Linked DNA regions of Homo sapiens: region 1 is linked to region 2. A link is a loop called in an ENCODE intact Hi-C map of the cell type or tissue named here. Cell type or tissue: heart right ventricle. All regions are shown on one strand.

The links. A loop is a pair of places that touch in the nucleus more often than their neighbours do. Peaks named below come from ENCODE experiments on the same cell type or tissue, not always from the same donor. Only the 100,000 strongest peaks of a DNase experiment are listed, where the experiment ranks them.
Region 1: it touches region 2 in a loop (6-fold over the local background); 3 of 110 quality-filtered maps call a loop at or near these places.

The regions. Positions count from the first base shown.
Region 1 is chr19:7,921,885-7,929,884 of GRCh38, forward strand. It overlaps SNAPC2 (small nuclear RNA activating complex polypeptide 2), which reads left to right. Exons shown (of 5, transcript NM_003083.4): 4 at 151-463; 5 at 561-1,366. The coding sequence ends at 880. CTXN1 (cortexin 1) reads right to left here and starts at 4,251. Exons shown (of 2, transcript NM_206833.4): 1 at 4,083-4,251; 2 at 2,607-3,674. The coding sequence starts at 3,654. The coding sequence ends at 3,406. It overlaps TIMM44 (translocase of inner mitochondrial membrane 44), which reads right to left. Exons shown (of 13, transcript NM_006351.4): 11 at 6,193-6,282; 12 at 5,773-5,883; 13 at 4,834-5,422. The coding sequence ends at 5,303. It overlaps LOC124904629 (a long non-coding RNA gene), which reads left to right and starts at 3,521. Exons shown (of 2, transcript XR_007067120.1): 1 at 3,521-3,952; 2 at 4,689-4,926. RefSeq lists enhancers at 1-284, 4,932-5,681 and silencers at 3,546-3,635, 4,166-4,435, 7,460-7,754. In heart right ventricle, CTCF peaks have their summits at 3,466 (motif pointing left), 3,668 and 7,579; DNase peaks (open chromatin) are centred at 3,465 and 4,307; H3K4me3 peaks cover 1,788 bases; H3K27ac peaks cover 2,045 bases.
Region 2 is chr19:8,249,086-8,257,085 of GRCh38, forward strand. It overlaps CERS4 (ceramide synthase 4), which reads left to right. Exons shown (of 12, transcript NM_024552.3): 3 at 1,991-2,164; 4 at 5,414-5,531; 5 at 6,522-6,640; 6 at 6,737-6,794; 7 at 7,151-7,201; 8 at 7,533-7,625; 9 at 7,864-7,992. The coding sequence starts at 1,992. Among named protein-coding and RNA genes, the nearest start is that of CERS4, 44 kb to the left of the region's middle. In heart right ventricle, CTCF peaks have their summits at 2,324, 4,109 (motif pointing left) and 4,311; DNase peaks (open chromatin) are centred at 2,186 and 4,086; H3K27ac peaks cover 2,012 bases.

The sequences.
Region 1 (8,000 bases), 330 kb before region 2:
GTCACTGGACACCTCGAGCCTCAGTGTCCCTGGCTCTGAGGCCATCTCTTGTCTGAGGAGCATCTTAGGGTGGCAGGGAGGATGGGGGAATGTGTAGACGGTGAGAAGACTTCCCAGCTCCTCTTCCTCCCTGATTGTTCTGCCTGCCAGGTGCTCACCATCGCGGCCACGGAACCGGTCACCCTCCTGCACTCCAAGCCCCCCAAGCCCACGCAGGCCCGTGGAAAGCCTTTGCTCCTGAGCGCCCCTGGAGGACAGGAAGACCCCGCCCCTGAAATACCTAGCTCTGCCCCTGCTGCACCTAGCTCCGCACCCAGGACTCCTGACCCTGCCCCTGAGAAACCTTCTGAGTCGTCGGCTGGTCCCTCCACTGAAGAAGACTTTGCTGTGGACTTTGAGAAGATCTACAAGTACTTGTCCTCTGTCTCCCGAAGTGGCCGCAGCCCCGAGCTCTCAGCAGCTGGTGAGAAGGGTGAGGGAGGGGGCAGGAGCAGAGGGATCAAGGGTCCCTGGCAGCAGGCAGGGGTGTCCCCTTACCCCTCTCCTCCATCCATCACTAGAGTCCGCTGTGGTCCTCGACCTGCTCATGTCACTTCCAGAGGAGCTGCCACTCCTGCCCTGCACAGCCCTGGTTGAGCATATGACGGAGACGTACCTACGCCTGACAGCCCCCCAGCCCATTCCCGCTGGAGGGAGCCTGGGGCCTGCAGCAGAAGGGGATGGGGCTGGCTCCAAGGCACCAGAGGAGACCCCCCCAGCCACCGAGAAGGCCGAGCACAGCGAACTGAAATCGCCTTGGCAAGCAGCTGGGATCTGTCCCCTGAACCCGTTCCTGGTGCCCCTGGAGCTTCTGGGTCGGGCAGCCACCCCTGCCAGGTGAGGGGCATGGCGGGCAGGAGGCCACACCAGGCCCCCCGCCCTGCCCCTCGGTTCTGCTCGGCTGGCCCTGGCTCTTTCTGAGGATCCCGTCATGGGGGAAGGTCCTTGAGATGATGCTCAGCTGTGGGGCGGGCCTCTAAGATGCCCCATACTTTGGGGGTCTCAGAAATGGAACCCCCGTTGTACAGGGGTTGGGTGGGGGTTGCAGGACTCCACTCACAAGCCTCCTGATGTCAAGGACAGGCGGACAGGGCTGGCCTCCCCCAGTCCCCAAGCCCCACTGTGCCTTGTTGTCTGCTGGGGGGCCATAGCTGGCACTGCCCACCGTAAAGGCCCTCGCACATTTTCCCCCTTCCTGTACACCTCGGGGCCAGCATCCTCACCTTCTTCAACTGACCAGTCGTGGTTACTCCCTGCTGCCAGGTCCTTCCCCTTCCCGGGGGTATTCTGTGACCATGAATAAAGTTATCATTCTCTTTCTCTTTCACCTGTGACTTAAAGATGGAAGTGGGGGCCCTGAAGTGTCAGAGCTTGGGGGTCACAGGGCTGGGGGTGTGTGCCAGGGAGGAGAGCTGCCACCTGACTGGTGTGATGAGGCCTGGGGTGAGGAGCCCCTTGGTGACTGTGAAGCTGACAAGTGTGGATGGGGAGAGCCGGCAGGGCACCTTGGGGACAGGCGTCAGGGATGGGTTTCAGAGTAGGGCAAAATCACATCGCACAGGTGGAGGGGAGAAGGCAGCAGAGAGTGGGGGTGACCCGGTGGAAGGAGTTGAGCCCCAGGCTGGGCGGTTAGAGGAAGATAGATAGGGGTGGGCTGCCCCGAGTGGCAGGAGGCTAGTGGGAGTGGAGTGTCCCCTGGGGTGGCTTTGGGACCTCAAGGATCCCTAGAAGGCGGGGAGGGAGGGGTACTGGAGTCAGGGCTGACCCCAAACCCCTGGGGGTGCTGGGACCCCGCTTGAGGCCCCCTCCATCAGCTTCACCTGCCCTGTGGGTGTGGACCGAGGGTCGGGTCCTAGAGAGGGAAGCAGATGTCCTCCCACGGCACCGCGTCCCACGCCCAGCTAGTAATCCAAGTCGGTAAATTCTCCGTTCTCGGAGCCTGTGCATTCACCCAGCCTGCCTTTTATAGAAACGCTCATTCCTCCCCCCACACACTGCACACGGCTCCCCTGGGGTGCACATCTCTTGGGAGGGCCTTGGAGCACAGCCAGCCCACTCCGTCCGTGGTCACCGCCCCACCGCACCAGACCCACAAACGCTGCCAATGGTGGTGGGCAGGGGGAGGAGGCTTAGGCTGCAGGTACGGTCGGTCGTCGGAGCCTCCCTCCAGGGCTGGCAGAGGGTGCGCCTCCCAGTTCCCCACAGGGCTGAGTCTCTCTCACCACCCCCGGCGCCTCCCCAGATCAACAGAATTGTGTGTGGAGGGGAGGCAGCTGGGGGTTACACATCAGCCCCCCCCCCCAAAGCCGGTGAAAGGTGCTTGTGATCTTGGTGTCTTTGCAGCCCTGGGAAGCTTTAAAAACATGCAAAAGCCAGACCTGGGTTCCACTTCCAGCCCTACCAGACTCTAGCCATGTGACTGTGGGCAAGTCAGTCACTGGAGCTGCCTGGCCCTCGGTCTCCTGGCCTGTAGAATAGGGATGCTAACAGGGCCTGGCTCATTCTCACGATCCCGAAGAGGAGACAGGCTATAAACAGGAGGTGCCAACTCAGCACGCTACTTGGCATGCAGTAAGCGCTCAATAATAGCTTTTATTATCATGTTCGGCTCAGAGGCAGGGAGGAGTGGAACGGCATGGGAGGGCTGCGGGAGGCACGGCAGGGGGGTCAGGGGCAAGTGGCAGGAGGGCGGATGGGGGGCAGCGGTGGGCACCGGGGCAGGGCGCGCTGACCTGTCCTGGGGCCCGGGTTGGGGGCAGAAATGAGCCTGCCCACGCTGTCCCGCCACGGCAGGCGCCACGCATCCTCGACACAGCCGCCATGGCAGGCCTTCGGGCTCCGTCTCCGGGACAGGCGGTGCAGGGCAAATTGGTATGCAGCGTCCGCCCCGTGGGCCCGGGAGAGCCTGCCCCGCAGGGACCAGAGCCCAAGGACGGGCTCAACACTCAGTCAAGGTGGGGTTGACGACGGCCAGACAACAGGGGAGGGAGGAGGGACAAGGGGGTCCCCACTTCCAGGGACGCACAATAGCAGAGCCACTTACACGCTGGGGAGGGGGCGGTGCGGGGGTCCTCCTCCCGCCCGGGATTCAGAGTCGGGGGTGGGGGCCAGCCGGGCGGGTGAGATGCGCAGAGAGGAAGGGACAGGGCGGATAAAGGCACGAGGTGGGGCTCCGGCCAGGCCAGGAAGGGACATGGGAGGGGTCTCGAGGGGGAGGGGCTGGGCTTCTCCCAACTCCCTCCCCCTCTCCCCCGGGCTGGGGGCTCCGGGGCGGGATCCTGAGCGCAGTCCTGGCCCCGCGGCGCCCCCCGCCGGGCCGGCCCTCTGAGACCCCGGCGCAGGGCCGGCTAGGGGGCGCCGCGCCCCTCACACCAACGCGTAGTCGAACTGCCCGCGCTCGAGCGCCTCCTTGTGGTCGGTCCAGGACGAGGCGGGCATGCGGCTGTAGGGGTCGAGCAGGATGCGCACGCAGCGCACCATCAACAGCACCAGCACCACGAGCAGGCAGAGCACGAAGGCGAACACCGTGCGCTGCTCCGCGTCCAGGCCCGCGCCCACCGGGGGCCCCGTCGACGGCGGCAGGGGCTCCGGCGACAGCGTCCACGTCGCGCTCATGGCTCACATCGCCGCGCGCCCTGCGGAGGAGGGGACCCGCCCCGGGCGCCGGGGATGAGGCTGCGCCCTCCCTCCCGCGCCTCCTCCGCTTCGCCCCCTCCTGCCGCCGCCGCCGCCGCCTCCCTTAACGTGCCCGACCCCATCCCCCGCCCGCGCCTCGGTCCCCGGGCTACGCCCATGCCCGGCCCGCCGGATCGCCGCCACCACCACGCGGGGACCCAACTCTGGCCGTGCGCGCAGGTGGGGGCGCTGAGAGCCGGGAAACGGAGCCGCGCCCGGCCTGGGCCGCACACAACAGGTGCGAAAGCGCGGCCGCGGCCCGGGCGCGCGGCGTGGGGACGGTCCCCGCGGCCCCTGCCCCCGCTCCCTTTGTTCTCGGCGGCCTGGGACCCCCTCCCCCACCGCCCCCGCCCCGGCGCGCCCCTCACCCTGGCTTCGACCCGGACGGGGACCGACCGCCCGGCGGCCGCGCTCTCTCAGGGACCCGCGCCGGCTGCGCGTTCGGCCTCTCCCCGGCGGCGGCGGCGGCGGCCCGGGCTCCGGCTCAGCCCACCCCACCCGCCCCTGGAGCGGCGGAGACCGAGGCAGGCAAGCAGCGCGCGAGCCGGGCCGCCGCGGCTGTTCCTATGGCGACGGGGGCGGGGCCGCCGCGGGGGGCGGGGCTGCAGGGGGCGGAGGCTGCGCAGGGAGCGGCGCGCGAGCCAGCGACCCCGCCCGGGCCTGCGGGAGGACGGAACCCCAGCCCCGAGGACCCGCGAGCACCCACGACCTCGCCGGGGAGTGGGCAGCTGCCACTCCCACCTCCCCTGGCACTTCGGGCCCCCCAGCCTGCCCTGTGCCTGCATTCTCCTCCGCGATAGACCCCACTCGAGACTCCCTGTTTGTGGGGGGACCTCAGTGGCCCTAAAACACTCATATGGGCACTCAAGCTCCCCCGGCCCTGGGGACCTCAATTCTCAGAGAGCTCAGGCAGGTCACTGGGATGAGTAAGTCCCCCTAGTTTTGTCTGTCACTGGCCTCGTCTTCCAACTCAGGGTCCAGCCCTGGGCAAGGCGTCCACCCACTGCGGCTGCAGTTCCTCACTCGACCTTGACCGCCTCCCACAGCAGCCGCCTGCTCCCACCCCCACCATCGCCTCGGCCACTCCCGCGCCAGAGAAGACACTTCAGACTCCGTAGCTGCTCTTCTGCAATTCGGTGTTTTATTCTTTCCAAATCTCAGGCTTATGCACAAGATGGAAGAGCACTGTTAAAATTAAAAAATGGACCTAAAGTGGCTTGGCTGACGTGGCTAGCGGGCCACTGAGCCGCGGGTCCCGGGTCCCACCCTGCTGTGGGGGGAGTCCCTGGGCCCTGGGGCCTCTTGGCACTGTGTGACCTGTGTGCACCCCAGGTGACCAGGCGCCGGGACCCCTGCAGGGCAGAGCAACAGGGCAGGGGTTGGCCCTGCGGGGGAGTGTCTCCAGCTGCCGCGCACCCGCAACAGCCCGTTGTCCCCTCCCGGGCCAGCTGGTCTTGCAGCCGTCCTGGCAGAGCTGGGGGCAGAGCCCGCAGTCTTGTTCCCAGAGGTCTGGAGTTGCCGCAGGTGGTGTTGCGGTGCCTCTGTGCCTGATGACCCAGGCCGGGGCTACCTGGCTCCGGCACCACACTCAGAGAATCTGCTCGGTGCTGGAGGCCGAGATGTCCAGGAGCCGCCAGGCCGCGTAGGGGTTGAGCTCGTCCTGGTCTCGGCAGAGCGCCCACACGTACAGCATCCGCAGCACCTTGTCCTGCAGGGTGGGGTGGGAAGGGCACTGTTGAGAGGGTTGAGGTGACCCAGGCAGCTCTGGGGGGGGGCCAGGCTCTGTGGGGCAGGAGCCACCGGCAACTTCCCCAGGGGCTGGGAGCAGAGGCCAGCACAATTGCCTAGACTCAGGAACCACTCAGCCTTGGTAAAAACAGACAGGTCTGCTGGTCTCCGACCTCCCTCAACCCCAAACTCTGGCCCAGAGGTTTCTCCACATCCCCACCCAGTCCCAGAGCTTCAGGGCTCTGAGCTGGGGTCTCTGCCAGGTGGCCACACACAGATCTTGGGGACAGGCGGTGTCATGTGCCTGCCCCATCCCACTCCCTCACTCACCGGGTCACCCTCCACCACCTCGCCTTTGGGGTTCCTGACCACCATCACCAGCTGTGCCTGGAAGGTGATGATCAGCACCGGCCCCTGCTCCATCATCTTGCCCATGGCCAGCTGCAGAGGGGCCGAGAGGGGGGATGTGCCTCAGAGGACAGCCCGGCTGCTCCCCTGGAGGTGAAACCCCTGCGCCTAGGCCCTGCTAGGAGAAGGCTCCAGCACCAGGCCCAGCACCGGTCCCTCCCCGTGGGCCTTGCCTCTCAGGCCAGGACCAGGCCTCCCTCGAGACCCTCCCCTTGGACAAGCCCAAGACCTCTTGGATCAGCCCATGGCCCCCAGCCCCTGGCAAGGCCACCTCCTGGGCCTTGTCTGGGCCATAGTTCCCACCCCCGATGGTGGCCCGGGCCCCCACTGCGAGGTGCTTACGTCGACGTTGTCAATGTCTAGGATGCGAGAATGGAACTGGAGACCCAGTGCCTTGGCCTGCTGGATGGGGTGGGCCAGCTGGCTGTAAGTCTGCAATGAGAGGCCGACACGCCTGCGTGATGCCACCCAGGGTGGGCACCACGCCACACAGAGCTGCTGCCCACACACCCTGGCGCCCAGGTGCCCTGCCGCCAGCCAGCAATGGCAGAGGCCAAGAACCCAGGTCCAAGTGGGGAGGCAGGTGCCACCCACTTACTGGCCCAGATCACACGCTTCCCACTCCTGGGAACAACACTCTATCCAGATGACCCAATGAAAACAGGATTAATCAGCAAAGTGGGTGATTCTCTTGGAACAAAATCCCAAATCTACTCCCAGGGCTAAGCTGGCGGCCCCTTGGCTGATCTTTAATACTTCCATATTCGCCGCACTCTGAATCTTGGCCTGAGATCAAACGCCTCTTCTAGGATCTGTCCTCAGCCTGAGGCTGCCTCTGTCACTGACCAGCCCCCAGTGTCACCCTCAACCCCCTGCGCCTGTGCCAGGCACAGGAAGCAGCCCCCGAGACACGTTTTCGCTGGAGGTTTCTCTGGGCTTGGCATGAAACCATGAGAGAAAAGATGTTCTGATAGCATCTACTTTTTATGGAAATGACTGATCCGCGGAGGGGAGAGAAAAAAAAAACAGAGCCAATCCTACTTGTTCGGTTTCTTAAAGGTGACATTTTAAAAACACTTCTGTGGACGTGGCTGGAACTTCAGCTGTGTTTCCAGGGCACCAGCAGCTCCCTGGCAAAGCGAGTCAGCTGTGGCGTAATGGTCCCAAGGTAAAAACAAAACAAAAAACCAAAAAAAAAAAAAAAAAAAAAAAAATCCACATCGAAACTCATAAATGCCTGCTGGATTAGTCACCATGCAGGGGAGTATTTAAAAAGAAAATCTGACATCTTCTCCTCTGCTTTTTCCAAGTTGTTTATGAGCTGGGTGCAGAATAGAATTAGCCAAGAACGATTCTGGATCGCTTAATACGAAGAAGCCAGGGGAAAGAAACACACAGGTCGGGGAGCGAATAGGGTGAGATGAGGTGGCCTGAGGAGATGAGAGCTGGGAGCCCCACAGGGATGGACTCGGGCAGGGACAGGGAGGCTGCCAGGGATGGGGCAGACAGCTAGACCAGACCCCAGGTACGCGGTGCTGCTGGTGGCCCCCGAACCCCAAGCTTTGACTCTGAGAAGCAGCTGAGGCCTCATCAGGACACAGCTCCTTCCTGGTGTGGGAAGACTATCGATGTTTTGTTTGGATCTATGTTTCAGGATCATGTCGTGAGGACAGCTAGAGGCTCCCAGGGCCTGGGGAGGGGCACCCACTGCCGCAACCCCATCCGTGCCCCATAGGTGGCGGCCCCGGGTCACCGATGAAAGCTCCCCCAACTCTTCCAGGGGCTGTTTGGTTACCAGGGTTACCTCTGTGGGTTCCCTCTGGCCCGGGGCCAGCACTGCCCTGGTTTCTGTGATCACACTTCATTCTCACGACCCGTGGGAGGTGAGCACAGGGACTCTGCTCTGGCCTGGGAAGTGGGATGGGTGACACCTTCAAACCCCACTTGACTCCCAGCCCCCCCCCAGTCATGTGGGAGACCCACACTGTCCCTGACCCCCGGCCCCAGCCTGCACCCCAGGCCACTGCAGCCACCTGAAATAGGGCAGTCGGCCCCCAGACACCTCATTTTACTTCATGGCTGCAACCACCTCTCCTGGGACTCTCCTTCCCTAAATTATTATTTCTTTTTTTTTAAGACAGTCTCGCTCT
Region 2 (8,000 bases):
ATGTTTTGATGGGCGAACAGATGGATGATGGGTAGATGGATGATGAGTGGGTGGACAGATGTTTGGATGGGTGGATGGATGATGGGTGGGTGGACAGATGTTTGGATGGGTGGATGGACGATGGGTGGATGGATGATGGGTGGGTGGACAGATGTTTGGATGGGTGGATAGAGGGATGGATCGGTAGATAGATGGACAGGGGGATGCGTGGACAGACGAATGAACGAACAAACTTTCTGAGTGGGAACCACTGTGGTAGGCTGGACCCTTGGCTCAAGATCTCAGGGAAGGGAGCAGCTCTTTGGGCTCCTCAAGCAGGCTGGGACACGCTGGCCGGAGCTGCCCCACCTCGACCGCCACTCCATTATCAGGCAAGCTCAGTTATGCAGTAGGCTCTCTTACCCTCTTGCTTTGTGGGCTCTGGGATAGCAAGAGACCCCCCTGAAATTCCCACCTAGAGAGGAGCCTACCTTCCATAGATGGCCAGGAAAGGAACTCTGGATTTTTTTTTTTTTTTTTTTTTTGAGACAGAGTCTTGCTCTGTCACCCAGGCTGCAGTGCAGTGGCCTGATCTCTGCTCACTGCAACCTCCGCCTCCCGGGTTCAAGCAATTCTCTGCCTCAGCCTCCCGAGTAGCTGGGATTACAGGCGCACACCACCATGCCTGGCTAATTTTTGTATTTTTAGTAGAGACAGGGTTTCACCATGTTGGCCAGGCTGGTCTTGAATTCCTGACCTCGTGATCCACCTGCCTCGGCCTCCCAAAGTGCTGGGATTACAGGCAGTGAGCCACTGAGCCCGGCCTCTGGATTTCTTTAAATCCTTCATCTTTGGGGGCTGCTTCAGAGGCAGCTTCCTGCAGTGGAAAGAAACCTTCCTGGACGTTTGAGGACTCAAGTTCTTTTTTTTGAGACAGTTTTTCTCTGTTGCCCAGGCTGGAGTGCAGTGGCATGATCTCGGCTCACTGCAACCTCCTCCTCCCGGGTTCAAGCGATTCTCCTGCCTCAGCCTCCTGAGCAGGTGGGATTATAGGCGCCTGCCACCACGCCCGGCTAATTTTTGTATTTTTAGTAAAGATGGAGTTTTGCCATGTTGGCCAGGCTGGTCTCAAACTCCTGACCTGAAGTGATCTGCCCACCTCAGCCTCCCACAGTGTTGGGATTACAGGCATGAGCCATGGTGCCCGGCCACGACTCAAGTTTCTGACCCCAAGCAGCCACTCCCTTGACTTCTGGCTACCATCTTGGCATCAGTTAAGTGCAGAGTAATAACTACTATTTTGGGCTGTGTTATTATTACTCTTGTTAAAGATCAATCGGCCAAGCACTTTAGGTTGAGAAGCCTGGGTATTACTGTCTCTGTTTTTTTGTTTTGTTTTGTTTTGTTTTTGAGATGGAGTCTTGTTCTGTCACCCAGGCTGCAGTGCAGTGGCACGATCTCGGCTCACTGCAACCTCCGCCTCCCAGGTTCAAGTGATTCTCCTGCCTCAGACTCCTGAGTAGCTGGGATTACAGGCATGTGCCACCACGCCCAGCTCATTTTTGTATTTTTAGTAGAGACAGGGTTTCACCATGTTGGTCAGGCTGCTCTTGAACTCCTGGCCTCGTGATCCACCCACCTTGGCCTTCTAAAGTGCTGGGATTACAGGCGTGAGCAACTGCGCCCGGCCTACTACTCTGTTTTACAGATGAACTTGAGGTTCAGAGAGGTCAAGTCATTTGCCTGAGGACACACAGCCCAACTCTGCCTTTTAACACTGACCAGGCAATGGAGTGGGAGTGATGAGAATGAAGTGGTGGCTCTTCTGGGACCAGAGGACAGTTCCAAAGTCCCAGGCAAGGGGAGTTCCATCTTCCAGTCCTGCCTCCTGGTTGTCAACTGCGCTGATAGGGGCCCGAGTAGGAGTTCTGAGGCTCCAGCCTCTCAGGCCCCACTTGCCCCACCCATTCTGCTTGCAGACCTCCCAGCTAACTGGAACCTGTGTCCACAGAATGCTGTCCAGTTTCAACGAGTGGTTTTGGCAGGACAGGTTCTGGTTACCACCCAATGTCACGTGGACAGAGCTAGAAGACCGGGATGGCCGTGTCTACCCCCACCCCCAGGACTTGTTGGCAGCCCTGCCCCTGGCGCTGGTCCTCCTGGCCATGCGCCTTGCCTTTGAGAGGTGAGTGTCTGCCCTGCCGCAATCCATTGCCCCCGCAGTCGCTCCAGTATGTGCTCGTGCCCTGTGTGCAATTTGCCATTGCAGCATGTCCCGAGTAGAAGCTGGCTTTGCACCAAAGCGCGTTCCCTGGCTCCAGCCTGCCCCCAGCCGCCACCACCCACACTTCTGGCCTCTGATGGCTGGTTTATAGGAACACTGACTGCAGCTGGTTTATAGGAACACTGCACTGCCTGCAGCCTGCAGCTGGGTATGCCAGCATCTTCATAAAACAGGGATGGGAGGCCGGGCACGGTGGCTCACGCCTGTAATCCCAGCACTTTGAGAGGCTGAGGCGGGTGGATCACTTGAGGTCAAGAGTTCGAGACCAGCCTGGCCAACATGGTGAAACCCTGTCTCTGCTAAAAATACAAAAATTAGCTGGGCGCAAACCTGTAATCCCAACTACTCAGGAGGCTGAGGCAGGAGAATCGCCTGAACCTGGGAGGTGGAGGTTGCAGTGAGCCAAGATTGTGCCGCTGCACTCCAGCCTCGGCAACAGAGCAAGACTCCATAAAAAAAAAAAAATGTGAGCTGGGGTGTTATCCCATCCCAAAGGCATCCCAGGGCCTCTGTGAAGGACAGTGGGGTGGGCGGAGGGTTTTCCAGTTTCAAACGCAGGGGTTTTAGCCCTTAAAAAAAATTTTTTTTTGAATCTAGGCCAGACGTGGTAGCTGATTCCTGTAATGTCAGCAATTTGGGAGGCTGAGGTGGGTGGATCACTTGAGTCCAGGAGTTCGAGACCAGACTGCGCAACATGGTGAAACCTCATCTCTATTAAAAAAAAAAAAATACAAAAATTAGGCTGGGTGCAGTGGCTCATGCCTGTAATCCCAGCACTTTGGGAGGCCAAGGTGGGCGGATCATGATGTCAGGAGTTCAAGACCAGCCCGACAAACGTGGTGAAACCCTGTCTCTACTAAAAGTACAAAAAATTAGTTGGGTGTGGTGGCACATGCCTGTAGTCCCAGCTACTCAGGAGGTTGAGGCAGGAGAATTGCTTGAACCCAGGAGACAGAGGTTGCAGTGAGCTGAGATCATGCCAGTGCACTCCAGCCTGGGCAACAAGAGCAAAACTCCATCTAAAAAAAAAAAGAACAAAAGCCTCATCCCCACCAGTAGCTGGGACTGTAGGCATGCCACCATGGCTGGCTAACTTTTTTTTTTTTTTGAGACAGAGTCTTGCTCTTTCACCTTGGCTGGAGTACAGTGGCACAATCTCAGTTCACTACAACCTCTGCCTCCCAGGTTCAAGCGACTCTCCTATCTCAGCCTCACAAGTAACTGGGATTACAGGCATGTGCCACCACACCTGACTAATTTTTGTATTTTTAATAGAAACGGGGTTTTGCCATGTTGGCCAGACTAGTCTCAAACTCCTGACGTCAGGTGATCCACCCACCTTGGCCTCCCAAAGTGCTGGGATTACAGGCAAGTGACACCACAACCCAGCTAAATTTTGTATTTTTAGTAGAGACAAGGTCTCACCATGTTGCCCAGGTTGGTCTTGAACTCCTGAGTTCAAGCAATCCTCCCGCCCTCCACCTCCAAAATGAGACTTTAAGAGGCAGGAGGCAGGAACAAAAACCAGAATCCTGAGTTCAAATTTCAGGTCTTTCACCTGCTCACAGTGTCACCTTGGGCATGTCTCTGAGCCTCAGTTTACCCATTAGGACAATAGGAACTGAGTTAGGGTTAGACGAGCCAATGTATCACATGGACTTGGCCCCATGCTTAGCAGATAATAAGCGCTCATTCTCTCCGCATCATGATTTATTCTGCAATGAGTTCCTTGCTAGGCTGCTCTGAGCCTTTCACCAAATGAGGCAGGATGTTAGGAGGGATGGTGGATATAAAATTCGGTCCCCACCTGTGGTGTTGGCGCGCCCTCTTGTGGGCAACGTGGCCATTGACCAGGGTCCCTGATCTCCAAGCCTCTACCCCGGAATGGGGGATGCTGGGAGGAGGGGCTTGGAGCGGGAACAGCCCCAGCCCCTGCCCATGGGGAGCCCCTAGACTGGCGGGGGGTCAGACCAGGACCCAGGCCACAGTGAGACAGGCAGTGAAGAGACTCTTGTCCCTGGTTTGGGATTGGGCAAAGGTACCTGGGTACCCCAAGAGTTGGTCTGCACACCCTCACCCTACAGACAAAGGTCCAGCTGCCTTTTTTTTTTTTTTTTTTTTTTGGGGAGACAGAGTCTTGTTGCTCTGTCACCCAGGCTTGAGTGCAGTGGTGCGATCTCGACTCACTGCCAGCTCCGCCTCCTGGGTTCACACCATTCTCCTGCCTCAGCTCAGCCTCCCAAATAGCTGGGGCTACAGGGGCCCGCCACCTCGCCCGGCTAATTTTTTGTATTTTCAGTAGATGCAATCCTGGCTCACTGCAACCTCCACCTCCAGGTTCAAGCAATTCACCTGCCTCAACCTCCCGAGTAGCTGGGATTACAGGTGCACGCCACCACACCCAGATGATTTTGTATTTTCAGTAGAGACAGTGTTTCACCATATTGGTCAGGCTGGTCTCGAACTTCTGACCTCACGTGATCCGCCCACCTCAGCCCCAAAGTTCTGGGATAACAGGCATGAGTCAGCTGCCTTTCTTATGTTTGGTCTAACGCAGCAGCCAGGCCACCCCTCCAGGGCCCCAGGGGATGAGGCCAGGAATAAGTGGAAAATCGAGTCCTGCCCCACGAGCCTTTCTGACTCTGGGCCTCCAAACCCTCTGATCAGATGGAAAAGAAAGACCAAGTCTTAGGCCGGGCGCGGTGGCTCACCGCTGGTAATCCCAGCCCTCTGGGAGGCCGAGGTGGGCAGATCACGAGGTCAGGAGATCGAGACCATCCTGGCTAACACAGTGAAACCCCGTCTCTACTAAAAAATACAAAAAATTAGCCGGGCGTAGTGGCGGGCGCCTGCAGTCCCAGCTACTCGGGAGGCTGAGGCAGGAGAATGGCGTGAACCCGGGAGGCGGAGCTTGCAGTGAGCCAAGATCGCGCCACTGCACTCCAGCCTGGGTGACAGTGCAATACTCTGTCTCAAAAAAAAAAAAAAAAAAAAGTCTTACACACCCTGCCATGTGCCAGCTGTGCTCTCTGAGCCTGTAACTTTGCCCCTCCGAGACTTGGTTATCCCACCGGCAGCATGTCTGCCCCCACACACAGGCAGTCCCATCTCTTCACCTGGGCTGATAGGCTCTGTCTCCTTTGCACCCAGATTCATTGGCCTGCCCCTGAGCCGGTGGCTGGGTGTGAGGGATCAGACCAGGAGGCAAGTGAAGCCCAACGCCACGCTGGAGAAACACTTCCTCACGGAAGGGCACAGGCCCAAGGAGGTGAGAGCCCCCCATGCCCTCCGACCCGCACTACTGCCCTGGGGGTGGGGCGTGGGGATGGTGTGTGGCCCATTTGTTGGGGCAGGAGAAGCCAAGGTGGCTGCAGGCACCCCTGCAATGCCCCTACTTTCCACTCTTCATCCTCAATTCCCTGGGAAAGGGCTCTACCCCCCAGCCTCCCTGGGAAACGACGCCCCACCCCTCCCAGCATCCCTGGGACATGGAGCCCCACCCTTCCAGCCTCCCTGGGAGATGAGGACCCCCCCCTTCCCAGCCTCCTTGGGAGATGGGGCCCCTCCCCTCCCAGCCTCCCTGAGCCTTAGTGGGCACAGTTGCACAATGGACAGATTCTAGGAGAGTGAGAGTAGTTGCTTGCTCTCCTATCCTGGGGAGGAATGGAAGGTCTGAGCTGATAGGGAATGGAGTAACAGAAGCAGCCCTGTGACCCTCCCTCCATTCCCGTCTCTGGTGTGGCTGCCCGCTGGACAGGGTCTGTGCTGTGGAGGCGTGGCTGCGTCCTGAGTGGGGTGGGGAATGGTGAAGACCACATACCCTAGAGGCGACAGGGCAGCTTCCGCAGAGCTAGACGTGACTCCCCCTTTACTTGTCAATTTCCCTCTTCAGGTAGGGCTTGGGGCTGGGGCAAGGTCTCAACTGCCTGTCTAGGTTGGAGGTGAGAACTGACCGTTCTGGAGGGACGCAGGGAAGCCTATCCGGGGGTAGGGGATGCTGCACGCCAGCATCTCTCTTAATCCCATCCCCGTCAGCGACCTGCCTGCCCTATGAACAGGATTTGCTTCTCTTAGGGCCCAAGTGTTCTGCAGGGCCCCACGCTGGGACCCCCAACACTGCCCCTCCATATAGACATGGTCACCCTGTAGGCAAGATGTGGGCCTGCAGTGGAGAGGGCAGAGCCAAGTCCTGTCTGGGGACATGGGGGAAGCCACCACAGGGCCTCTGTGACCCTTGTCCTCATCACCCCCTCCCCAGCCCCAGCTGTCTCTCCTGGCCGCCCAGTGTGGCCTCACGCTGCAGCAGACCCAGCGATGGTTCCGGAGACGCCGGAACCAGGATCGACCCCAGCTGACCAAGAAGTTCTGTGAGGCCAGGTAAGCCCAGGATGGGGCTTCTGGGGTGCAGGGAAGCGGGCCGGGGTGGGGCGGGGCGGGTGTCTGCTATTTTCACAGCTCCCTCCCCATCCACAGCTGGAGGTTTCTCTTCTACCTGTCCTCCTTCGTGGGCGGCCTCTCGGTCCTGTACCACGTGAGTATACCAGAGTATAGCTGACTGCTCACCTGCCCCATCCACCTGGCCTAGATCTGGCAGGAGTGGGGGTGTGGAGTGGTGCAGCCAGAGAGGAAAACATGCAGCTGAGGAGAGAGCGAGCTTTGCAAGATGGTGGTGAATGTTCACTCAACAGGTATTTGGATTTACTATGCACCAAAAGTTGGGGTTCTGCAGTGAATGAGCCCCCCAGTCGAGAGTGAGAAGCAGGAAAAAGCAGGGCTGGGTGAAGGTAGCATCTATGTGACTGTGGAAGGAGAACCAAAGAGACCGCAGACCCAGGGTGGGAGGTTGGATTCTCACCTCTGCACAGCCTGACACCCATTTCCCTGCAGGAGTCATGGCTGTGGGCACCAGTAATGTGCTGGGACAGGTACCCAAACCAGGTGAGTGGCAGAGTGTGTGTGAATGCTTGGAGGGTGAGGGCGATGATCACAGTTGCTGCAGCCATGGGCATGGGACCCGAACCCTGACACTACACTGTCATTCCCCACTGAGTCCCACGCTCTTTGATTCCTCTGGGGAATAGAGAGGGGCCAGAAAACCAAGCAGGAGCTTCCACCAAACCACTGCCCTTGATTACCTCCAGGGATGGGGAGCTCACTCATTGGGATTCAAGTATCCTGGTTTTGAGCAAACGGAGTGGGCCCGGAGCCATACCCCTGCCCGATTGGAGCCTTCGCTCCCCACAGCTAACCTTGTCCTGTCCTGCTGCAGACTCTGAAGCCATCCCTGTACTGGTGGTACCTCTTGGAGCTGGGTTTCTACCTCTCACTGCTAATCAGGCTGCCCTTTGATGTCAAGCGCAAGGTGAGGCCAAATAAGAGTCTGGAAGACCCAGTCTCTGGCCGGGATGCTGGGGTGCTGGGGGGTAGGGCAGCCTTACAACCGCACCTTGAGAGCTCCCTGGTGCCTCCTGCAGGAGATATAGAGGCCATGGGCCCAGAGGCCACACCAACCCCCTGAAAGGACCCACTTCTTGGCCCATAGGGTGGGGGACCTTCCAGCATCAAGCCTCGTCCCCACTATGACCCACCGTCTACTGCAGGATTTCAAGGAGCAGGTGATACACCACTTCGTGGCGGTCATCCTGATGACCTTCTCCTACAGTGCCAACCTGCTGCGCATTGGCTCTCTGGTGCTGCTGTTACACGATTCCTCTGACTACCTGCTGGAGGTGGGCCC